Regions from separate parts of the Mus musculus genome. Here all the other regions are linked to region 1. Evidence: chromatin loops called from intact Hi-C (ENCODE). Cell type or tissue: heart. All regions are shown on one strand. Region 1 holds the start of Zfp385c (zinc finger protein 385C). Region 2 overlaps Acly (ATP citrate lyase). Region 3 overlaps Fkbp10 (FK506 binding protein 10).

What was found. Peaks named below come from ENCODE experiments on the same cell type or tissue, not always from the same donor. Only the 100,000 strongest peaks of a DNase experiment are listed, where the experiment ranks them.
Region 2: it touches region 1 in a loop (3-fold over the local background); 4 of 42 quality-filtered maps call a loop at or near these places.
Region 3: it touches region 1 in a loop (4-fold over the local background); 15 of 42 quality-filtered maps call a loop at or near these places.

The regions. Positions count from the first base shown.
Region 1 is chr11:100,690,896-100,698,895 of GRCm38, forward strand. Zfp385c (zinc finger protein 385C) reads right to left here and starts at 1,571. Exons shown (of 9, transcript NM_001373887.1): 1 at 1,506-1,571. It overlaps Dhx58 (DEXH (Asp-Glu-X-His) box polypeptide 58), which reads right to left. Exons shown (of 13, transcript NM_030150.2): 9 at 7,514-7,663; 10 at 7,261-7,422; 11 at 6,081-6,271; 12 at 5,220-5,316; 13 at 3,989-4,447. The coding sequence ends at 4,262. Gm38483 (a long non-coding RNA gene) reads left to right here. Exons shown (of 5, transcript XR_880214.3): 4 at 44-166; 5 at 6,131-6,634. In heart, no CTCF peak of the experiment used is centred here; a DNase peak (open chromatin) is centred at 4,246; H3K4me3 peaks cover 902 bases; H3K27me3 peaks cover 3,462 bases.
Region 2 is chr11:100,482,128-100,490,127 of GRCm38, forward strand. It overlaps Acly (ATP citrate lyase), which reads right to left. Exons shown (of 28, transcript NM_134037.3): 20 at 2,473-2,600; 21 at 1,582-1,675; 22 at 18-172. Among named protein-coding and RNA genes, the nearest start is that of Mir7116, 7.6 kb to the left of the region's middle. In heart, a CTCF peak has its summit at 4,188 (motif pointing right); no DNase peak of the experiment used is centred here.
Region 3 is chr11:100,422,257-100,430,256 of GRCm38, forward strand. Fkbp10 (FK506 binding protein 10) reads left to right here. Exons shown (of 10, transcript NM_010221.2): 7 at 370-562; 8 at 829-971; 9 at 1,180-1,343; 10 at 1,632-2,584. The coding sequence ends at 1,817. It overlaps Nt5c3b (5'-nucleotidase, cytosolic IIIB), which reads right to left. Exons shown (of 9, transcript NM_001102650.2): 9 at 7,096-7,693. The coding sequence ends at 7,559. Among named protein-coding and RNA genes, the nearest start is that of Fkbp10, 11 kb to the left of the region's middle. In heart, a CTCF peak has its summit at 3,754; DNase peaks (open chromatin) are centred at 1,795, 3,755 and 6,465; H3K4me3 peaks cover 195 bases; H3K27ac peaks cover 2,596 bases.

The sequences.
Region 1 (8,000 bases):
GACAAGCTTTAAAAATTTTCCACCCCACCTCCACCCCCTGCAGATCGGCTTTGCTGTCCTACCCAGGAGGGGACACTTAGACCTGTTGAGCCATCACCAGGCGCCAGAGACCGGGCTAGATGCTCTTCTGCGAATTCTCATTAAATCCCTGCAGCTACCCTATGAGGTGGGTCCTAACCTTAACCCCATTTTCAAGTAAGGAAGCAAGGACAGAGGTCGAGGACTCAGTGCTAACCCACCCCAAGGTCTCTTGCCCTACAGCTCACTGCCTCCCAGCAAGAAGCTATCCCAGAAGCAGAAAGGATGGTAGGAAATGAGCAAGGGCCAATGAGATGGCTTCGATAAAGACGCTTGCTGCCAGGCCTGAGGATCTGAGTTCAATTCCCCAGTATCCATATACATGGTGGACCTCGAGAGTTGTCTCTAGCAAGTTGTCCTCCAACCTCCACCCACATGCCATGGCATGTAGATCTCTCTCTCTCTCTCTCTCTCTCTCTCTCTCTCTCACACACACACACACACACACACTTGAACATAACACACACACACACACACACACACACACACACACACACACTTGAACATAATACACGAGGAAGAATTTCCTGACAATGATGGTGTGTGTGGGAGGAGATCGTGGAATGCTGGATCTAGACAGTCATGAAAAACATGAAAAAAATCCCCTGCCCTAATCGTCTCTTCAGTCTGTCCAAAGGTTGGGGATGATCTCTGGAAGGTTCCTGGAGTCTTGACTGGGACTAGGTAGCACCCTCCCTCCCTCTGTTCCACACCCCGGGGGTCTTTACTTAAGTGGCTCACAAGGTCCCAAATTGCCTCTCTTTTCTGACTCAGGAATCTTGGCATCACAGCTGAGTTATCTCAGATCAGGTCTCCCAGAAAACCCTCCCTGGAGTTCTGGGAGGCAGAGTCTCATCCTAAAGCCCAAATCCCACATAAGAGGGCACAGTCATCCCAGGCCTGCCTTCATTCTCAGGGTCTGACTCTAAGACACTAGGCAGGATGGACCTGCTGATCCTGGGCCCTCTGGATTCTGGCATTTCCTCATTCCCCACCTCCTCTCGCCATCTATAGCCAAGTGCAAATGATGCAGATGACCCAGGGACACCAGAAAACCCAAGTCCCACGCTGATAGGCAACAGCTGTCACTCACTTGCTCCCAGAACAGAAACCCTTCGGTTCACTCCATTACTCCGAACTGCGAATATATTGCCCTGGGACACACAAAGGGTACTTGGGGTGACGAAGTTCACCTGCTGCCCTTCGGAACATTGTAGTGTCTGCTGCCCGTTGCTGCTTTCCGCAGCCCTTGGACTCTGGCATTATCCCGTAGAGCCAGCGGCTCCCTCCAACTTCCTTAGAGTTTTATCGCACCCGCCTACCGAGCCTAGTTGTCTCTGGGTGTCCCCTAGGTTTGAGACGGGCAGGAGACAGAAGGCTCTGCCTTGTCTTTCCGAGCTGACCTCGAGATCCTCAGAGTGTCTTACCTGCAGGAAAGAGATGCAGCCGGCGGTGGCCACCTGCTCTCGCCTGGTTTGCAGCGCAAAAGCTCTGGGCTCGCGGGCCGGGGCTGGCGGGCTGGGGGCGGGGACGAGCTGGGAGGGGCGGGGTCTCCAGTCCCACCCCAGTCCTGAAGGTGAGGAGTCGGTAAGCATTTTGAGGTTGTTGAGTATAGAGCAGAGAAACAGGGCCACTGGGAGTTCCGGTTTCTTTTCTTTTATCTCTTCCTTTCCCTTCTCTCCCCGTCTCATTTGAAATAGGGTCTTATGTAGCCCAGGACTACCTTGAGCTCTTGGTCCTCTAGCCTCCACCCTCTAAATGCTAGGATTACATACATGCATGTACCACCAATCATGCTTGCTCACGTATGTGTGGGCTCTCTCTTTCCTCCCTTCTTTTTCTTTCTTTCTCCCTTCCTTCCTTCCTTTTGTCATCATCATTGTCATGTTTCTCCTCCCCCACTGCCTCTTCCTCCTCATTTGTTTTTCCCAAGGCTAGGAAGGCTGCACTCAGGCCACATTTGAATTCAACTAGCACCAGTTTTTCTTCAGCTTCCTAAGTGCCAGGAGCACTGGCAACGAACCTACACTTGACTCTCGGAGGGTTAGAAAACCTGAGTCCTCCTGACCTTATACAATTCTATCTGACAGCCTGGTCCAGATGTTCACAAGCCTGGCTCCGCCAGAAGACCCCCCACCCCCCAGCCCAAAGCAGCAACAAGAACAGATTTGCCTGAGTCTCCCTCCCCTCAGTCTGAGGGTCTCACAAAATTGAAGATGGGTGGAGACACCCTTACCCCACCCCCTCCCTAACTCCTGCCTAAAGGTCAGCAATATAAAGACCCAGTGATTAGAGAGACATTAGGCATCCATCTTTTTCCTCTCTCCTGGCAACACAGGGCCCTCCTCCAAACCCCAAACCCCCCTGGCAGGTCCCTCAGCTGTCACTGTTTAGCACTGGAATGACAGGCGTCCAGACTCCGTGAGTCCAGCCACATTCAAGGCCACTGAGCTTAGCACTCTGCCCCCGCCCCCTCCTCCATCAGTCGCTAATTTTATTGACCTGTAAAAGGCACGTTCCTGGCTGGTGGTTGGGGGGGGATGACTCCTGAAGGGACCAAGGACACTCTGAGAAAGAGTTACCCTAGTTAAGATGGCTGCCCAAAAGAGTGGCTGTGAATTTTTAGCTTTAGCCAGAAAAGACTGGGAGAAGAGAGAATCAATTCTTTTCTATGCACTTTGAGGCAGGGCAAGAATGAAGCAGAAGAGATACAGGTTGGATAACAGGAAGAACTGTCATCCTTCTGTGGAATCTGCCCTAACCCTTCCATCCCTCCCCCCCCCCAAAGGTGGCTTGTGCCTGCTGGGCCTCTTACTACAGAAATAGCCCTTTCCCTGAAGAATCAACCTAGATCTTGCCTCTATTAAAATCAGAACAAAAAAAAATTAGGCCTCTCTGATTCTCCCTGCTCCATGCCTACCTGACTCCAGCCCTCCAATACTGGCTCTCGGATGCTTTTTCTCAAGTGAGAAGGGGGGACAAGGGGGGGGGTTGAAGAGTTAGAACCTGTCACAGGGTGGCAAGGAGACAAGGACTTTACATTCTTAAAGAGCCTCAAATTGAAGCTTTTTAGATCTAGGAATGAAACCCAGAGCCGCTTCTGTGATGGGTGTGTTCTCGGCCTGTGAACCCTGTCTTGGGCACCTCAGATTTATCCTGCTGGTGATCTACATGAGAACTTGGCAGACACAGAAGACATTTTTCCTTTCATTTCTTTTTTCTTTCTTTTTTCTTCCTTCCTTCCTTTCTTTTCTTTTTTCTTTCTTTCTTTTTTTTTTTTTTTTTTTTGAGACAACCCCAGGCGGACCTCAAACATACAATGTAGCCAAGGATGGCTTTAAACTTATCTTAGCTACAGTTATTATTCATTGTGTGTGCATGTGTGTGCCGGAGTGTGTGTGTGTGTTTGTGTGTGTGTGTGTGTGTGTGTGTGTGTGTGCTGGAGTATTTATGACTGCACTAGGATGCATGGGAGGAGGTCAGAGAAACAAGTTGGTGGCCCTCACCTTCCCCCAAGTTGGTCCTGGGGGATTGAACTCAGTCAGTCAGGCCTGTAGGCAATACTTTACCCAGTGAACGATCTCATCAGAGCATCCTCCTGTCTCTACCCCTCCAGTGTTTAGAATCCAGGTAGGCACTCGCCATGCTGGCTTTATGCAGTTCTGGACATCAAACCCTGGGCTTTGTACACTGTAGGCTGAGCTCTGACAACTCAGCTAGTCCAAAGGGTAATATTTTAACATTAAAATTTACTCAAGCAGGTAAGTGTGCAAAGAGGGGTAGAAGATAGGCCTTACAGTGGAAACAAAGACATCTGCGAGGGTGCGTTCATCTCTTGACTAGGAGGAGGCATGGCACACTAATGAAGCTTATTTTCCATCAATTACACTTCAAAATAAAAACCGTTACATATTCTCTACTACACCTTTAATTTATGAAGAGCCTCAAAAACAAAAACAAAACCTACAAGGTGCTTGGGCAAGGGAGGGATGTTGTAGTTCTTAGAACATCATGGCATAATAATTCTCCTGCGTTCATCTTCCAACTCCATCCAATGTGTTTAAGATCTCTGCAGCAGAATAAAGGGGTACCCTGACCAGAGTGCTAGCCAGGGGAAGGAGGATGGCTTGCTGGACTCTCCTGCCCCCTGCAGTTTGACCTAGGTACTGCAGTCACAAGGGGGTCAGTCCAGGGAGAGCTCAGACAGGCTTTGTGTGCAGTCCTGCAGGATATCGAAGACTGGTATGGAGAAAGGCACCCGGGACCACTTTTTGGCCTGGATCTTCCCTCGAGGTGTTTCCAGTAGTATGCTTCCGATTTTGAGCACTGGCAAGGTCACTGATTTGTAGATCATCTGGAAGCCCCAGACCTGATGGTGGAACAGATGGAAGCACGTGGCTTTCTATCCTTAAACTGGACTTCTGTGATGACCAGCCCCATATCTACCACCAGAGGCCATCATGCAGGAGGCTCCCTAAGACAGGACTATAATGAAATTTTTGGTTTCTTTAAAAACACAGATTCATGAGAGTGTTTTAATTTTAATCCCAGGTGTGTAATATGGGGCGGCCTTGGATTGTCCACAGCAAATGACAGTGATTTGCTTGGTGCTCTAGCAAGGGTGTGGTTTTGACGTCTGGAAGTCTGGGGACCCTTCAGAGGGTGTATAAATGCTAGAGCAAAGATAGAAGAGGCTAGTTGGTGGTTGGATGATGTTGGTTGCATTGGGTACAAAGAGATGAAAAGAAGAAATTAGATATCCTGACAGTGAAGATCATACTGGCCCCAAGGAACTCGATGCCCCAAATCATCAGGAAGTTGTCTACCGATAATATCGCCCCCTTCCCCCTCTATCCTTTTTTTCTCTCCTACCTAGGGTTAGGGGCTTGAAAGGGTGAATAAAGAAGTGAAGAAGGGTGGAAGAAAAAGGAACATGCAAAATAGTAAAAGGTCAAGCTACAGGGGACTACAGGACAGACGGCGGGTCTCTCAGACAGAAGGACAGAGGGTCTCCCAGAGCAGGCGTGGTTCCCACCTGGGGTGACGACTGGAAGGTGCAGCTAGGCCTCCTTTCCCAAACCAAGGGCCTCTGGAGTCCAGGGCTGAGGGCTCTTTGCCTTGGGCTATAGCCTTTTACTTACCTCCCCACAGTTACTGCACCTGATGGTTCCTCCAGGTCTCCAGTCCTTAAAGACCTTGTTAATGACCACAGGGTTCTGGGAGGTGGTATAGTAGACCCTAGAAAGAATGGAGTAGACAGAGCCCTTCTGGAGCCCCTGAACCCCAGATTCCATGTCCTGTAACTGGCTGAGTCCCTCCCAAGACATCTGACCTTTCTGCCTGTCAAGATAGAGAATTTCCCAGAATCAGGAACTCTAGTCCCCAGGAGGATTGGCCTGCCCTGTCCACACCCTATTCCTGCATCCAGAGAACATCCTTGGATCCCGAGCCCCATCCCTGCCATCATTCCTCTCAGGGTAATTATGCTCTCTCACTTCTGCCTAGACTCATTTCCCGTGTTTAAACCCCATCACCCTCCTTCTCCTACCTAGGTGACATATAACTTATGTTCCAAATATTGAAAAAGATACTGCAGCTGGGTGGTGGTGGCGGCGCACGCCTTTAATCCCAGCACTTGGGAGGCAGAGGCAGGCGGATTTCTGAGTTTGAGGCCAGCCTGGTCTACAGAGTGAGTTCCAGGATAGCCAGGGCTATACAGAGAAACCCTGTCTCCAAAAACCAAAAAAAAAAAAAAAAAAAAAAAAAAAAATTCTCCCTAGCCTACTGAGTGACATAGACAGGCTACCTCACCCGACAGTTAAACTTTTCTTGATATCCTGAGAGTGGGTAGGGTCAAGGACTCAGGTCATGGCTAAATTCTTTGTATCCTAAATTCTAGTTCTCTTTGTTGGGGATAAAACCTGCTTGCTAAAACACTTTTTAGCTTGCCACACCCGGTAAAAAGCCCTTCTGCATCCTGCAAGCCCTCCCATGGCTCTCACGAGAAGTTGGGGTTCACATTGACGTGGTGGGTGCCCTCCACTTTCCGCAGGTCACTCCCGTAGCCCACGGCCACCATACAGTTGATGCAGAGAAGTTGCACGTGCTCCGGTAGGAACTGCCCCTGCTGGATCTCCCGATGGGCCGCGCGTGCTGCCCGCTTAACTAGAGATGCTTGCTGCAAGTCCCGGATCTGGAGAAGAGGGCGGGGGACAGGACTTGGACATGGACACCAAGAGACCCAACCTCAGGAAAGTTCTCAGAGTTCCCAAAGACCCCAGATCATTTGTACCCGGACCCAGAAGGGACTTCTTGTTTGAGACAGGGTCTCTCACTGAACCTGAAGCTCCCTGACTCAGATAAGCTGGCTGGCCAGCAAGCCCAGAAATCCTCCTGTCTGTCTTCCCAGAGTTAACACATTGCTGTACCCAGACTTTTACTGGACTGGGAATTCAGGTCCTTGTGCTTGTGTTACCCTTGACTGACTGAGTCATCTCCCCGTTCCTGTTAATGTTGTGTTGTATTCATCCTTTAAAAAATGTCATGCATAGCTTTTTTTGCTTGTTTGTTTTTATCTTTTTTGTTTGTTTGTTTTTCGAGACAGGATTTCTCTGTGTAGCCCTGGCTGTCCTGGAACTCACTTTGTAGCCCAGGCTGGCCTTGAACTCAGAAATCCACCTGCCTCTGCCTCCCAAGCGCTGGGATTAAAAGCGTGCGCTACCACTGCCCGGCTGTTTGTCTGTTTGTTTGTTTAAATCTATCATGGGATGGCATTATGCTAAAACAACAGCACTAAAGAAAATGGCTTGGATGCTGCTTCTGAGATTAGGACATTATCTGTCCGGATCTTACCTACCACCTGTGTTTTTGTTTCCTTCTATTTCCAGAAAGGCTCTCACAAATATATAAAGTATCTGTTTCCCGTCCCCCAGCCCTTTCCCCCAGCACCCTCACATAATTCAGGCTGGCCTCCAACCAAGGATAAGGGCACACCTGGGACAAGGCCTATTTTCTAAGGTCATGCAGAGGACAGGCATCGCCTTCTCTGGCAACAGTTACCATGGCCTTGATCTTTCTCTGCCTGGTATAAAAGTTCCCTAAGTGATCCTGGAGGGGACCCAGGAGTGTGTGGATGCAGTCAGAGCCTCAGGCTCTCAGAGGCTGCTGCAGGCTGCCGCTGACCTTGGCCTTGAACTCATCAGGGTCCATCTTCTGTACAGCAGCCACAGCCTTCTCCATCAGCACCTCCAGAGCCTCATTGGTTAGCTCCCGCTTCATCTCCCGACTGCCCTCTGTAGCCAGGAAGGAGTACACACTCTGACCAGCTCGAGCACGACCCCGGGCCTGGGAAAAATGACAAAGGTGAGGGAGATGTGGGCTGGGATCCATATGGGATCCTTCCAGGGCTGCAGTGGGTAGCAGGGCTTAAGTGTACCTGGACCATGGAGATCTCATTGGTCAGGAGCCCATAGCGCACCACCACATTGCACTGAGCGATATCCAGCCCCTCCTCTGCCACACTTGTGGCCACTAGAAGGCTCAGGATACCATCCCTGAACTCCTGGATCACTTCCTGCTGGTCTTTCTGTTGGAGGGTTCAGGGAGAAAGAAAAGGTTTACGGGAACCCAGAGTCCCAGTCTGTCCCAAGGTTATCCCCAAGATTATGCTGGCCTTTCCTAGTGACCCGTAATCCCTAGGACACTTTTTTCTCCCTCCCTCCCTTATAAAAGACAGATTCTTCAAATATCCTAAGCTGGCCTTGAACTTGCTGTTGTAGACAAGAACCACCTTGACCCTCTGGGTCTATTGCCTCCATCTGTCATCTGAGTGCTGGGATTACAACACACTACCACACCTGGCTTATGGCTCTGTGCTTGTGAGGCAAGCATCCTACCAGACCCCTTCCCTAGTGACCTCTAAA
Region 2 (8,000 bases), 210 kb before region 1:
CTGCCCATGTGTCTCACCTTCTCTGGAACCAGAGGAGGCCGAGGACACCACCGATGCCCATCTCCTCCTTGAAGACCTCGGTGATGGGCATGCCCGCATAAATGAGCTCCTGCCCTCGCTCATCACAGATGCTGGTCATGAATGAGGCAGGTTTTCGGATCAAACCCAGCTCCTAAGCAGACATGAGGACAGAAGGTTATGGTGGCCAGCAGAGGGCTTTTTTTTTTTTCCCCAAGACAGAAAGCTGTGTGTGCTCTCAGGAATGCCTTGGCCGCTCTGATGGCCAAGCAGTAAGTACCCAGACAAACTCTTTTCAAGAAGTAGAGGCTAGCAAGGCATAGAGGTGCACACCTTTTATCCTAACACTGAGAGACAGGGGCAGGCGATCACTGAGTCCGAGGACAGCCAGGGTTACATAGAGAAATCAGACCAAACAACAACAACAACAACAACAACAACAAAAGAGAAAAAAAGGAAAAGGAAAAGGAAAAAGAAAAGAAAAAGAAAAAAAAAAAAAAGAGGTGGAGGCCCAGGGCAGTAGACACACCAAGTTTGAGGACCACCAAGACTATTTAGCAAGCCTGCCATAGTGTGCCTTTTACTTAGTGGATCTGACTCTATTAATGTCTGTCCATGTACAATTTAGTTAATTCCTTTTAACTGCTTGATGGCACCTCATAATTATCTTCTGATAATCTCCTGTGATAAACACTAACTAAACAAAAATTTTAAATATATTCCTTTGTAAGTTCTAGGTAAGCATTCCTTAGAAGCAGCTTTCTAAGCCGGACAGTGTGGCACTTGTCTTTAATTCCAGCACTCAGAAGGCCAAGGCAGGTGGATCTCTGTGAGTTCAAGGTCAGCCTGATCTACAGAGTGAGTTCCAGGACAGCTAGGGCTACACAGAGAATCCCTGTTTTGGAAAACCCAAAAAAAGGAAGAAGGAAGAAGAAAGGACAGAGGAGAGAAGGAAGAAGAAGGAGAAGGAAGAGGGAGAAAGGAAGAAGGAAGAAGAAAAGGAAGAGGAGGAGGAGGAAGAGGAAGAGAAAGAATAAGTAATATGACCATGAACTTCTGATCTTCCTGCCTCTACTTCCCTAGTGCTGACTGTCAGCCCCTAAAAGCTGGCTCCTTCCAACATCAGATGTGGGCTGTGTTGCCCATTCTGTCACCTGACCTAAAAATAAAACCAGGGACAGTTCTAGTATACAGTGGATGGGACCCAGAGTTAATCAGAGAGGTTTCTAAGTAGTTGGAAGGGGCCTCATATCCAGGAGGTCAAACCACCTTAAGATTCACCAATCTAGCCAGGTGTGATGGCACACACCCTTAATCCTGGCCCTTGGGAGGATCTCTGAGTTTGAGGCCAGCCCAGTCTAGTAAGTTCTAGGACAGCCAGGGCTACCTGTAAGAATACCAACTAAGAGCTAGGCATGGGAACAGAAGCACTCCAGCAGCAGAGGCAGACAATCTCTGCATTTTATACATAGCAAGTTTTAGGACTGTAGAAAGTATGTTTTCAAGACAAACTAATGAAACCCCCAAATCCACCTTCACCCTCCAGATACCCATGACACTTACTCTGGCCCAAGAGTAGTCCATGGGCACTGTTGGAGGTGGCACTTCCTGGGCAGGTACAATGGCTCCTTTGGCCACCAGATCTTCATACACAGACCTGGGAGGGAAGGAGAGACAGGAGACACTATGGTTTCTATAGACATTTTTTTCTAGGCTTTATCCCAAACACTGTAGGCATCTTGGGCCGACAGTGCCCTACTCCTACCAACTGGATCCCAAGAACTAAATGAAAACAAACTATGGCCCAGGATGTCCTGACCCCGACCCCTTTAGCTCCCCTTCACTGGATGAGGCCTCATGGGAAGCTGGATGTGAGAACCACGGGAAGAGACGAGAACAGCCAAGGCAGATTCAGGAGGTAGAAATAGAAAAAAATAAATGTCCAATAACTCTATCAGCCAGAAGTGATACACGATACTCCAGATGACACTGTTTGCTTGTTTGTTTGTTTGTTTGTTTCTTGAGACAGGGTTTCTCTGTGTGCTCCTGGCTATCCTGGAACTCACTCTGTAGACCAGGCTGGCCTGGAACTCACACAGATCCTCCTGTCTTTGCTTCCCAAGTGCTAGGATTAAAGGCGTGCGCCAAAAGTGCCTGACACTTTCTAAACACACCCAAGCCCATGTCTCTTTAACGGCCACCAACACCAACCAAGCCTGTGGCCTCAGAAACCAAACAAGGTTTAACACCAGCCTCATTGGCCTTGACCTGATACTTTTACAACTAAAATAAAACAGAAGCCAGGAAAAAGATGGTTTTCCCTGTAGTGCATTAGAGCAAATGAACAGCTAGGAGTATCCAGAGTCCCCCCACCACCACCACCGTGTTATGGGGGCTGCTGTCCTCAGGAGGGATCAGGAAAGATGGGGGGACCACATCCTGCCCACTCCTTACTGAATGATTTCTCCAAGCTCATCGAAGCTTCGGGGCACAAACACTCCTGCTTCCTTCAAGGCCTGGTTCTTGGCTACTGCAGTTTCAGAAGCCTGGTTGGCACAAGCTCCAGCATGGCCAAACTGGACCTGGAAAGCAAAGAACAGCAACTTTACTAGGCTGGTCAGTTCTCCAGGAAAGAGAAGAAACCCTGGGAAACATTAGTACTGACCACAGGCTGGCCTGTGCCCAAGGCTTCACATGTGTTCCTTCATCTAAGCCTTTGTATGCTAACTAAATAGGTAGGAGAGGCAACTCCCCTATCACAGATGTGGCACCTGAGGTGGGAGAAGTTAACTTCTCCAAGATGACATACATAGTGTACAGTAAGGTGAGATTCAGAGCTGTCAATCCAACTTCAAGATCACGCTCTTCTCATGAGCCACGTTTGCTATCCCTGTGGCCAGTGTAAGAGGGATGGAAGGAAGGTTAGCTCTCAGCAACAAGCAAAGGGTAGAGTTAGTTATGCCTAGAAGCTCAAGAGAGTTCATATGAAAGCAAAAATCTCAAGCTGTTCAAAAAGTCATCGTTTAGCTGGGCGGTGGTGGCACACGCCTTTAATCCCAGCACTTGGGAGGCAGAGGCAGGTGGATCTCTGAATTCGAGGCCAGTCTGGTCTACAGAGTGAGTTCCAAGACAGCCAGGGCTACACAGAGAAACCCTGTCTTGAAAAACCAAAAACCAAACAAAATGTCAGCGTCATCACTAGGCTTACATCTCTATAGCAACAACTAGCAACTGCTTCTTCATTCTGACCATGGGCTGGAATAAGGTGTATACCCAATGAAACAGGAACATGGAGGAAGAGAAAAAACCCATCAAATACTTTACCAGGGGTGGTGAGATGGCTCAGTGGCAAAAAGTGCCTGCCACCAAGCAAGACAACTGTGGAAAGGACAGACTCCTACATATTGTCCTCTGACCCTCAATGTATCACAAGTATGCACACTCCCACTCTAAATATAGTAAAAAAAAAATTTAAAGAGTTAGGTGGGAGTCAAGCAGTTGGGAAAATAAATGAATTGACCTCTGACTTAGGATGGGACCCAGCAAGCAATCGTACTAGCATCTCATCTGAGTAACCAGTGCTTCCCACCACCAAGCGCTAAGAGCTCCACTCACAGGATGCTTTGTCTGCTGCCTACTCATGTTTCCTCAAGGACTGAGTGACTGCCCACCAACCACAAGGTAGTATGTGGAAGCAGTTGAACCTGGACGATTTTGGTCCCAGCCCGCGGTATTGCAGATTTAAATGAACAAAGGAGAATCCGTAACATGCTTTGTAGAAAAGTTAATAATTATTTTTCTGCGCTCAGAAACTCGCTCTGCGAAGCTCAGCAGATATTTCATAGTGGATCCCTTCTGCTAAGCTGCTCAGGCTGACCTCTGAATTCCTGGCCCCAAGCAATTCTCCTGCCTCAGCAACATGTGTAGGTCATCATACCTGACCAAACAAAACTTTAAACTCTGGGATTTCTCAATAATAGCATTTTCCTGACTTAAAGCAGCCCTGTTTCTCTGGTGGGCTGGGTGATTGCCTTGAGGGCCTGTGTTCTGAGACCCACACTTGCAAAAGTGCCACTTTATAAGGCCTATCTTGAATTCTCCACTTTTTAAATGTATCTGACTATTTGAACCTTTATGTATACATATGCACAATGTGTATATAGTGGCCAGAAGAGGGCAGCATGTCCCCTGAAATGAGCTACGGAGGACTAAGTATGCTGTCCTGTAGGGAGGTATTGGGAATTGAACCTGGGCCATCTGGAAGAACAGCCAGTGTTATCTCTGCAGACCCAGTTTCCATCTCTCAACTATTCCCTCAGTAGCTGCCTTCAGTGTGCCATTAGGGGCTTTCTCACTCTTCTCTCTCTGAAATTAAGAGAGTGACCTGCTCAAGGATTCAAGATCAACTGCTACCCAGACAGCTACTATACTAGCTGATAATCCTTGAGCGTCATACAACAATCTGAATTACTTTTAAGCTGGGTTGGTGATGCACACCTTCAGTCCCAGCACTCGGAGGCAGGTGGATCTATGAATTAGGGCCAGCCTGGTCTATAGAGTACCTGGATAGTCAGAGCTACACAGAGAAACTGACTTGAAAACAACAACAAAAGTAAAAATAAACAAATAAATAAACTCAAGTCTTAAAAAAAAAAAATTACCTCAAAAATGTAACACATTTCAATGTCCTGTGCTCCCCATGAATAATGGGTAGTGTCAGCAAGATCCAAAAATGGAGGTGCTGACCCCTTAGAGGAATCCTTGGCATGGTTGGGTAGGAAGACAGAAGGAAAAGCAGGCACAGAAAGAGTGGAGGAGTGTTGGGGCGACCTTCCCATTCATCGGATGAAGGTGTGTCCCTGTATTTCCAAATGTTGACTGCTGGGCAGAGACAGAGCTAAGTGCTAGCAAGACTTTGGTATTGTCTTTCTATCACCTGCCTAAAAGAGTCAGGCAGCTCTCAGTGCCCGAAGCGACAAGGAGATGGATCAGTTGTTGTCTTGCTGCTGATGAGCTCAGACTAAAACGTGGCATTTTGTAAAATAAAGAGCTGATGGCCCAGAGCTGGAGCAAGAAGTGTGGGGCAGGATTCTGGTTGGACACAGACAGGACACGCACACAGACACACAGACAGAGAGACAAAGACAGAGAAATAGAGACAGAGACAGACAGACAGACAGACACATACACACTCGAGACAGAATGGAGGTGTAAGCAGGCAGTGAGACCCACACAGGGACACAGAATGGCAGATGCCAGGTTAAGTTAGCTAGCTGAGAGACTGCCCCAGTGTGATGGTTTGTATATACTAGGCCCAGGGAGTGGCACTATTAGAAGGTGTGCCCTTGTTGGAGTAGGTATGACACTGTGGGTGTGGGCTTTAAGACCCTTATCCTAGCTGCCTGGAAGTCAGTCTTCCTCTAGCAGCCTTAAAGTGAAGATGTAGAACTCTCAGTTCCTCCTGCACCATGCCTGCCACCATGTTCCTACCTTGATGATAATGGACTGAACTTCTGAATCTGTAAGTCAGCCCCAATTAAATGTTGCCCTTTATAAGACTTGCCTTGGTCATGGTGTCTGCTCACAGCAGTAAAATCCTAACGAAGACAAAAGTTGGTATCAGGGGTATTGCTGTGATAGGCCTGACCATGCTTTTGTTTGGAAGAAGGTGGATTTTGGGACTTTGGATTTGGAAAAGCCGTGTAATGCTTTAAATGGAGCTTAATGGGCTATCCTAGTAGGAATGTGGAAACTTTGTTACTGAGAGTGGTTTGAATTGTGTGGCCCTGGTCCAAGAGGTTTCAGTGAAGAATTTCAGTACATGGCATAAAGACTGTTTTTGTGGTATTTTGGTGAAAAAAATTTGTGGCTATCTTTTGCCCTTGTCTGAAGAGTCTGCCTGAGGCTAAGGTGAAAAGACTCAGATTAATTGCACTGACAAAGGATATCTCAGGAAAGTCCATCATAGACTTTGTTCTCTGGTTAAGTCTCATGAAGAACATTTTAAACAAGCACAGCAAGCTGAGAAAGGAAAAATATAAAATATATGGTTCCAGTATTATAGGGGCACCAGGAGGTGAAACGGAGCCGAATCCTGTGTTCCAGGATATTAAATTGAATTAAGGGACCTTGGGGAAGACCCCACCCAGCTAAATTTAGGTCCAGATGTGGTAGTACAAGCCTTTAATCCCAAGAGGCAAAGACAAGCAGATCTCTGAGTTCAAAGCCAGCTAGAACAGAGCAAGATCTAGGTGAAGAAAAACTTAAATCCAGGCTTGGTGGACCACACCTTTAATCTCAGTGTTTAGGAGACAGGCATGCAGATATCTGAGTTCAAAGTCATTCTAAGGAGCAAGTTCCAGGACAGCCAAGCTTACACAGTGATGGAGCTAGAAAACAGAAAGCTAGTGATAATGTAGTAGATCAAGGGAGCCATGTTCCAGCCCCAGCAAACAGCTTTGATCATGTGGCTCTAGCTTTAGAGTCCAGAATAGAAGGGACTACTGGGACAATTGATACTGGTTAGCTGGAGCTAAGAAATTAGTGGTGATTAAAAAGAGACCAGCATCACTGAGGTAAAATCTTCTGGGAAGTGTTTTCTTTTTTTTTGTTTTGTTTTTTGTTTTTTCGAGACAGGGTTTTTCTGTATAGATAGCCCTGGCTGTCCTGGAACTCACTTTGTAGACCAGGCTGACCTCGGACTCAGAAATCCACCTGCCTCTGCCTCCCAAGTGCTGGGATTAAAGGCGTGCGCCACCACGCCTGGCGGGGAAGTGTTTTCTGAGAGCACAAAGAAGCTGTGTTCCAGAGACAGCCAAGGTTGTGTGTACCTCATGCAGCTTGCACTTGATAACGTGAGTCACCCAGGTGGTACGGGTTTTGAAGGCACAAAGGGGTCATGAAGCAGCTGAGGCTTGGCACTGTGAGAGGCCAGAGAAGGCTACTGGTGAAGGTGCAGCCTCAGTTGCAGTTGATAGCCCAGGTCTAAAAGGGTCATACAAAGAAGTTGAGGCCTGACACCAGGAAGGGAGACTATGAGAGGTTATTGGTGAAGCCTAGTTGCAGCAGAAGACAACAGTGTATTGGAGACGCCAGTACCATGGGATGATCACTAAGAACAGCATCAGCAGTAGAGTTACTCTACTTGAGCTTACAGTGCTAAAAAGGGCAGAGCTAGAGAAGTGACAACAGCCCGTTGGAGAAGCCCAGAAGATCATGTGTATCCCAGACACTGGAACAAGAAGCTGTAACACTGAAGTTGCCTTGGTAACTTCAAGGTGTTCGAGATGCCAGAGCAGTGGAATACCTGCAGAGGAAAGCTGCTAACAGGGAGTGAAACCAGACCAGGACAAAGAAGTTTGTTGCAGTCAACAAAGATAAAAAAGGAGTAGGAGATCTGAAGACCACTTTGACATCAGAACTAGAGATGCAGAGTATTGAGTTTGCCCAGCTGGTTTCCTGTCTTGCTTTGGGAATTACAGTTAAGTGACTGGATAAATCTCAGAAAAGACTTTGAACTTTTAACACTGTTGAGACTGCTATAGCCAGGGAGTAGTGGCACACACCTTTAATCCCAGCACTTGGGAGGTAGAGGCAGGCAGATTTCTGAGTTTGAGAGTGAGTTCTAGGACAGCCAGAGCTACACAGAGAAATCCTGTCTCAGAAAAGAGAAAGAGAGAGAGAGAGAGAGAGCTATAAACTAATAAACTATTGGGGCTTTGAAAGTTGGACTTGCATTATGCTATGTTTAGGTATGGCCCCAATAGACTCCTATGTTTGAACAAGCCTATTCGGGCTAGGAAATGGAATGTGATGGTTTGTACTCACTAGGCACTATTAGAAGGTATGATAGGTGGGTCACAGTGGGTGTGGGCTTTAAGACCCTCATCCTAGCTGCCTAAGAGGCCAGTATTCTGCTAGCACCCTTCAGATGAAGATGTAGAACTCCCAGCTCCTCCTGCACTGTGCCTGCCTGGATGCTG
Region 3 (8,000 bases), 270 kb before region 1:
GAACAAGGACAGCAAGCCTGAGTTTGGGGACAGAATAGTTAAGGACACAGAGTCTAGCCCCACTGAGCAAAGAGGTCTTGTATTACAGATTTTGGGAGCCTCCGGCTCTTCACTAATGCACTGCACATCACTCATGGCAGGGTGTTACTGGGAGCCTGCAAGTTGTTGGGTGGAAAAGGGTTTTCCTGTTCCTTGTCCCTTTCCTTCAACAGCAAGATGTAGGTAGTGGGAAGCACTCATTCTGGAACATGCCATCTGACCTCGCATGGTTTCTTGAGATTGGGAGGAGGTATCCAGCCTGGGCCCCACGGAGATAGTGAGAAGCCCCCACCCAGAGCCCTCAGCTAACTGTGCCCCATCTGGCCTCAGGAGACAAGATCCCTGGCTCGGCTGTGCTCATCTTCGATGTGCACGTCATCGACTTCCACAACCCTTCGGACCCTGTGGAAATCAAGACGCTGTCCCGGCCTCCTGAGAACTGCAATGAGACATCCAAAATCGGGGACTTCATTCGCTACCACTACAACTGTTCTCTGCTGGACGGCACCAGGCTCTTCTCGTCGTGGGTTCTTGGGCAGGGCCAGGGCTGGGCTGATGGTGGGTTTAGGTGTGGGTGAGCTTGCCAGGCTTCTTCTCCTCTCTCTGGGTCTCACAGTCTCTTACTTCCTGTCTCACTGAGCCTCGGGGAGCTATGGGTGTGAAATGCAGAGAAATGAGGGTGTAAAGCTGGAGGAAGTGAGAACTGCCATTCTAGAATGATAGAGATACTGAAAGAGACGAGCCTTCAGTCACCCCTGCTGCTGACCTGGAAATCCACTCTCCCCACAGCCACGACTATGAGGCCCCTCAAGAGATCACCCTCGGAGCCAACAAAGTGATCGAAGGTCTGGACAGGGGCCTGCAGGGCATGTGTGTAGGAGAGAGGAGGCAGCTCATTGTGCCCCCACACCTGGCCCACGGGGAGAATGGAGGTGAGAGACAGAGACCCAGATTCTAAGTCTATTCCCATGGTTTGCCCCTATCCATCTCAGGCCTTGGCCACTGGTGGGTGGGACCAGGGAAACTTTTAGGATGGTTAAACACCCCGTGCCCCTTCCATAAGAGAAAACGGAGGCCTGCGTTAGGGCTCAGCTTCAAACCTCACTGGAATTCTGTTCTCTTTGCCCTCCATCTCTCCAGCCCGGGGTGTCCCTGGCAGTGCTGTGCTGCTATTTGAGGTGGAGCTGGTATCCCGAGAGGATGGCCTGCCCACAGGCTACCTGTTTGTGTGGTACCAGGATCCTTCCACTAGCCTTTTTGAAGACATGGATCTCAATAAAGATGGAGAGGTGCCCCCAGAAGAGGTGGGTCAGGAACTCAGTCACAACCCCAACCCAGAAGCCAGCATGCTCACTGCCCTCTGGCTGCCTACTTTGCTCCCCTCTGCTGAGCTCCATGCATTCCCTCCTGCACACTGTGCATGCAGCCTGTCCTCCTCCTACCACCCTCCATCTCAGACCCAAATCCTCTGGGTACCAGGCTGGGGGGTGGGAACAATGTGGGCCAGCACCTGGGGCCCCTTCCCAAGGCCATCCGCAGCTGTTGACCATGAGCCTCACCACCTCACCCTCCTCTGCTCTCCCCTCCCCCAGTTCTCTTCCTTCATCAAGGCTCAAGTGAATGAAGGCAAAGGACGCCTCATGCCTGGGCAAGACCCAGACAAAACCATCAGTGACATGTTTCAGAACCAGGACCGGAACCAGGATGGCAAGATCACAGCTGAGGAGCTCAAGCTGAAGTCAGATGAGGACCAGGAGCGGGTCCATGAGGAGCTCTGAGGGCCAGAGTGTCAGGCCTGACCTCAGACACAAAGGCCCCTCGGCTGGGGGGCAGTGGGCATGGAGCTGGCCTGCTAACAGCCCCCCGATCCGTCAGGGGGAATAACTCTGGGAGTCACTGGATATCAGTGGAGACTACTGTGGTCTTCCCACGCATGGGCCGTGGCTTTCAGTTCTCAGCACAGACATCTGTGTTTTTCTCGTCCAACCCTAAGCCTCTTCCTTAAGGTTCTTGTGACAGATCCAGTTCAGGGAGGAGGCACTGAGATTTGGTTAGGGCCATCGCGAACCCCACACACCCATCCTCCCATCTCACGTCACTAGGCACGGCAAGGGTGAGCTTCTTGGTCCTTCACTTTCCCAGACGTGCCCTTTATTTGTACTGTCCTGTCCCATCTCCCTGTCCCCGCCTGTCCCCGTCCCCTCTGTCATGGCAGCTCTGCAGGGGCATGAATCTGAGTGACGAGAGCCTGCGTTCTTCTGCCTCAGCTCTGCTCCTCAGGAAGGGGTGGCTCCAGCTGCCCACCATTCTCACTCTTCTCCTCCCAAGCCACCGGGGTCAGGTCTCTCATCTTAAGAAGTTCCCTCTAAAATGAAAGGTTGTGTAAGAGGAAAGCCTGCTCAGGCCCAAGGGTTTCGAGAACCTGCACTTGGTGCTAATCTGAGGGGAGGAAGGTGGGCAGGGTCTTGGACTCAAAGGCTAAACTGATCCAGTCCTTTCTCCTTTGTGTCAATAAAAGGCTAAACTGAAGACCTCCAGAAGTGGACAGATGTCTGGTTTTCTTTTTGGTGCTTTTATTGTATGCCTGTATGTGTGTGGGACTGGTGGCTGAGTTCCGACGTCCCTGGCAATCTCTCTCCACTTTTTAATTTTTTTAGTGTGTTTGTATGTGTTCATAGATGGATAGGTGGATGTTTTGCCTGCATGTATGTCTTTTGTACTACATGTGTGCCTGGCACCCACAGAATCCACAAAAGGGTCTATCAGATGCCCTGAGACCGGAGTTAGAGCCAATTGTTATCTGCCACGTGTGTGCTGGGAACTGAATGTGGCCCTCCTGAAGAGCAGTATGGGCTCTCTCACCTTTATCTTTTAGGTTTTTTTTTCCTTTTTTAAAAAATATTTATTTATTTATTATATGTAAGTACACTGTAGCTGTCTTCAGACACTCCAGAAGATGGCATCAGATACAAATGGTTGTAAGCCACCATGTGGTTGCTGGGATTTGAACTCAGGACCTTTGGAAGAGCAGTCGGCGCTCTTAACTGCTGAACCATCTCACCAGCTCCTCTTAGGTTTTTTAATGTGTTTGTGTTTTACCTATAGTCTGTTTGTATACCATATGTATGCCTGATGCCTAGAGAGGCTGGAAGACAGCATTGGATCTCCTAGGACTGGATTACAGACAACTGTGAACTGCCATGTGGGTACTGAGAATCAAGGCTAGGTCTTCTGGAAGAGCAGTCAGTGCTTTTAATTACAGAGTCCTCTCTCCCCTGCCCTCTTTTTTTGAGGCAGGTCTCTCCTTGTAAACCTGTCCAGGAGCTTGCAATGTAGATCAGGCCGTCCTCAAGAGAGCTGCCTGCTTCTGACTCCCAAGTGCACCACCATGCGGGCTGCTCAACCATCTCACGAGGCCCTACATAAACCTTATTTTTTTCAGACAGGATCTCTCACTGAACTTGGCGGTCAAAAAAATTAGGCTAGATTGACTGGTTTGCAAATCGGAGCTGGGATTACAGGTGCAATACTGTACCTGCTTGTCACATGGTTGGGGGGTGGGGGGTGGGGGCTTGCATGGTAAGCACTTTACCGAAAGGCTGAGCAATCTCCCCAGCTCAGGAGAGCACTTTTACCCCGAGGGCAAGTGCAGAAATGGGGGATGAGTCAGGCAGTTGTCATGGCCTCATGAACTCCAGACGCCAGATGGCGATCTTCACACGTCCCTCCTTCAGGCCTAATCAGATGCCTGTGGGTGTGAAGAGGCCTGGGGCCTTGGGAGTTACTGTCCAGAGATAAGGGTCTGCAGGAGAGGCCTGCAGAGGAGCCCAGTTCCTTATTGTCTTAGCTGAAGGCAAAAAACAGTGTCCATGACCTCAGACAACCTCTAAAGCCCAAGAATCAGTCCACCCAGGCCAGATCACACTTGTTTATACAGATCCGTTCTCAGGACCGCAGCACTCCCACCTTCCTTTCTCCTTCTTGCCAGAGGGGAGGAAACTGACTTCAGATGTTACAGTCCTAGAGAGAACTGCCTCTCTCCCCAGCCAGTCTGTTCACCCTCACTTGCCTGTCTCATTCTGCACACAGTGATGGAGATGCCCCGTGCTTTCTCGGCGGACTGGGGCTTTCCAGAAAACGACAAGGCCACATCCCACCCTCACTATTCCTAAGCAGCATCCTCTTGCCCAGTGCTACAGTTTGGTGTCAGGATGTCCCCGAAGGCTTGGTCTCCAGCTCAGGAGGCTGTTAGAAGGTGCGGGGCTCGTGGAAAGTTTCGTTGGTGTGGTGGTTTGAATGAGAATAGTCCCGCTCGGTCATATATTTGGATACTTGGTTCCCCAGTTAGCAGTGCTGTTTGGGAAGGATTCGGTGTGGCCTTCATGGTAGGCATCTGCCGCAGGGGCAGGCTTTGAGGCTTCCAAAACACCCTCTGTGCCCTACCTTACTCCTGTGTCCTCTCTGCCTCCTGTTTGTGGACCAAGGCGTAGGCTCTCAGGTTCTCCCGCTTCCCCTTTGGCCATCGTCAAGGACTCTAACCTTCTAAAATCACAAGCCCAACCAACTGTATTTATAAGCTGCCGAGGTTGTTTTGTTACAACAGAAAGGGAACTGACCGTTGGTGTATTCTTGGAAGTGGATTGTAAGGCCCTAGTCTCTCTTGTACCAGGCTACCTTAAGGCCAAAAGGCTATTTCATCATGAAGTACTTCCCACCATGACTACTCTGCCACCACAGGCCGGAAACAATTGTTGCCAAGTAGTACAGCCTGAAACTTCCCAAACTATAAAGCCAAGTAACTCCCCCCACCTTTTAAGTTGGTTGCTGTATTTTTGTTACAGTAACAGAAAGCTAACACATCCCAGGACCTTAAGACAGGATTGCTGCCTAAGGCCAGTGATTGGTCACCAAAGCCTCCAGAAAGCTCCTGAGGTTGTGATCCTGAACCAGCCATAGCTGCTCCCCATGCCCACATAGATCCTCCCCACCCACCCCTCCAACTCCCTCCCCCCCCCCAAAAAAAAAAAAAAACCCTAGGACAGTTGAGAGTGAAGCTGAGAAACCAGCAGATGGAGAACTGACCCAGAACTTGGCTCTTATTAGCTACAGCTTTTGGGCAAGTTACTCATCCTGTCTGAGCTACCTACATAAAGGGATTCTGCTCACAGGGTCACTGAGACGGCAGGTGTCTAAGTGCCCAGAATGGCATGTGCATTCAGCAGGTATTCATTAGCCCTGGACTCCTGGTCCCTTCCGATCTACATGCAAACCTCACTTCCGAAAACCAGCCTCTTGAACAGGACAGTGCGTGGACAACTTGATTGGGACCAGAGAAAAGGTCCAGGAGAACCAGCCCTCTGTTTGTTCTTTGACAGGAGCCACAGGGAGAATCCCCCCTAGTTCGTCACATCTTTTTTAGTTTTTCGAGACAGGGTTTCTCTGTGTAGCCCTGGCTGTCCTGGAACTCACTCTGTAGACCAGGTTGGCCTCGAACTCAGAAATCCGCCTGCCTCTGCCTCCCAAGTGCTGGGATTAAAGGCGTGCACCATCACTGCCCGGCTCATCAGTCTTTTGAGAACAGTTGAAATTGCAAAACGCTAGCAAACCAATTACTTCTGCTTGGCTCTGCAGTCTGTCTTGGGTGTCTAACCTCAAATCCCTTTCACAGGGCTGAAGAGGTGGGTCGGTGGTTACGAGCACTGGCTGCTCTTACAGAGGATCCAGGTTCAGTTCCCAGTACCCACACGGTGGCTAGCAACCATGGCTACTCCAGGTTTAGGGGAGCTGGCACACTCAACTGACCTCTGCAATTACCAGGCACACATCTGGTACACATACATACATGCAGGTAAAACACTCATATACATGAATTAAAAAAAAAAAAAAAAAGAATCTGCCAGGCAGCTATGGCACATGCCTTTAATCCCAGCACTTGGGAGACAGAGGCAGGTGGATTTCTGAGTTCAAGGCCAGCCTGGCCTACAGAATGAGTTCCAGGACAGCCAGGGCTATACAGAGAAACCCTGTCTTGAAAAACCAAAAAAGTCCCTTTCATTATGTTGGTGGCACTGGATCAAAAAATGGAGAAAAAGATCCAAGGACATGGAAAATGCGTACTCAAATGGCTCCTTTGTGCACGTGGGGGTGTCTAAGACAGGCCACCTCAGCTCAACAGAATTTCAAGTTTCAAGGCTGTACCCGTTCCAGGTAAGGACCACACTTTCTCATCCCTACCCTTTCAGCTCTACAGATATACGACGAAGCTCTTCCAGGATCCAGGCAGCAAGCAGGCTCAAACTGCACCCACACTGGGTTTTCTATGCTTTCCCCGTCCTCAAACTTTGTTCTGTGTGGGGAGCTGTTTGCCTGCTTCTATGAAAGAGAGGGGAAAAAAGAGAGAGAGAGAGAGAGTCTGCCTGCCAGGCCAGGCAGAGTCAAAGCAGGTCAGGGTCTGTTGGCAGCTTTCCTGGCCTGCTGAGACACGGAAGGATAGCAGGCACACTTCTGACTCAAGGCTAGGACCTGAACGTTCTATTGACCTTGGTGGAAGGAACAGGGAGGCCTCTCGATAAGGAGAGATGTCCTGTGTATACTTCAGCAGTTGTTTCTGTTAGCCTGTGGCTCTGCTGCCCACGGTATTGTGAGGTATAAAAAAACAAAAAAACACTTGAGGCTGCGGCAGTATTGACAGTATTTGGCAGTCCTCCCAAATCTCTCTCTTGTCTCAGCATCCTTTTCTGGTTTTCCTATAATCATCCTCACTCCCCGAGTCCCTCCTCCCCCGGGCTGTCTGAGTCGGGCTACTGAGTCTGGCCCAGCTCTCTGGGTCTCCACTCCATGTTCCTGTGCCCTGAGGGTCATGGTTCCTGATGCATAGTCCTACACTCCTACACCATGAGTTGAAGCTCCTCTGTCTTTTTGAGGTTTTGTTTGTTTTGTTTTTTGAGACAGGGTTTCCGTGTAGTCTGGGATGCCCTGGAACTTGCCCTGTAGGCTTTGAACTCAAGAGATCCGCCTGCCTCTGCCTCCCAAGTGCTGGGATTAAAGACGCGTGCATCCACCGCCCAGCTTGTATTTTAATTTTCATCTGATTCACACATTACATTATATTTCTTGGACATACAGCTTTTCTTTTTCTCTGCCCCCACCCCCACCCCCATACAGTGCTGGGGGAAGGAACCCAGGGCCCTCCATATGCTAGGCAGTGGCTTTACCATTGAGCCATCTGTATTCCCAGCTCTGAAAACGTTCTTAGAGAGAACTTTTGGACCAGATGATCTGTAGAAGGCTCACACTTCGGTTAGAAGGCTGTGGTCCATGGTTTACTTGGAAGTGCATTGGCCGCCTTCCCACAGGCCTCCCTCGAGCCTCTTGTGAGCAGGAGGGAGGCAGAGGCATGGGGAAGGAGTCAGGGGGTGTGGGAGGGCCCAACAGCTCTGAACTTCTCTCTGTGCTGACAGGGGATGGCTTTGTGGGCAAGGTCTCCTCCTCATGGCTGAGGCAGGGCCCGGCCTGAGCCTTAAGAGCCCTGGAGCTCCACGCAGTCCCCCTGGTAAAGGATGTGCCGCAGCAACCCATTAACCACGTCCAGCGTCTCGTCCTTCTCCAACACAATGTCGTAGGAGTCCATGTAACGCTCCCGCCGCTCCTCCACCTGCCAGGGAAGCAGATGTGCCATCCCTAAAATGTCCCTCTTGGCACTCCATACTTTGGGCCTGGGATAGAAGCAGGCAAGCACCACTCCCCAGCTCTCTTGTGAAAATCTGAGGAGCTTACAGGGACCAGCCTGGCAAACGAGGGGCCTGAACGGCCACAAGGAACACTTGGCCAGTGTCTGACAGACAGTGACAAGAACTAATGCTCCGGTGTCACATGGCAGCTTCCTATGGCTCTGGCATGCAATGGGCTCCAGCCTCTGCTGTCCGGGTCTACCAGAAGGACACCTCTTCTGATCCCTCCTG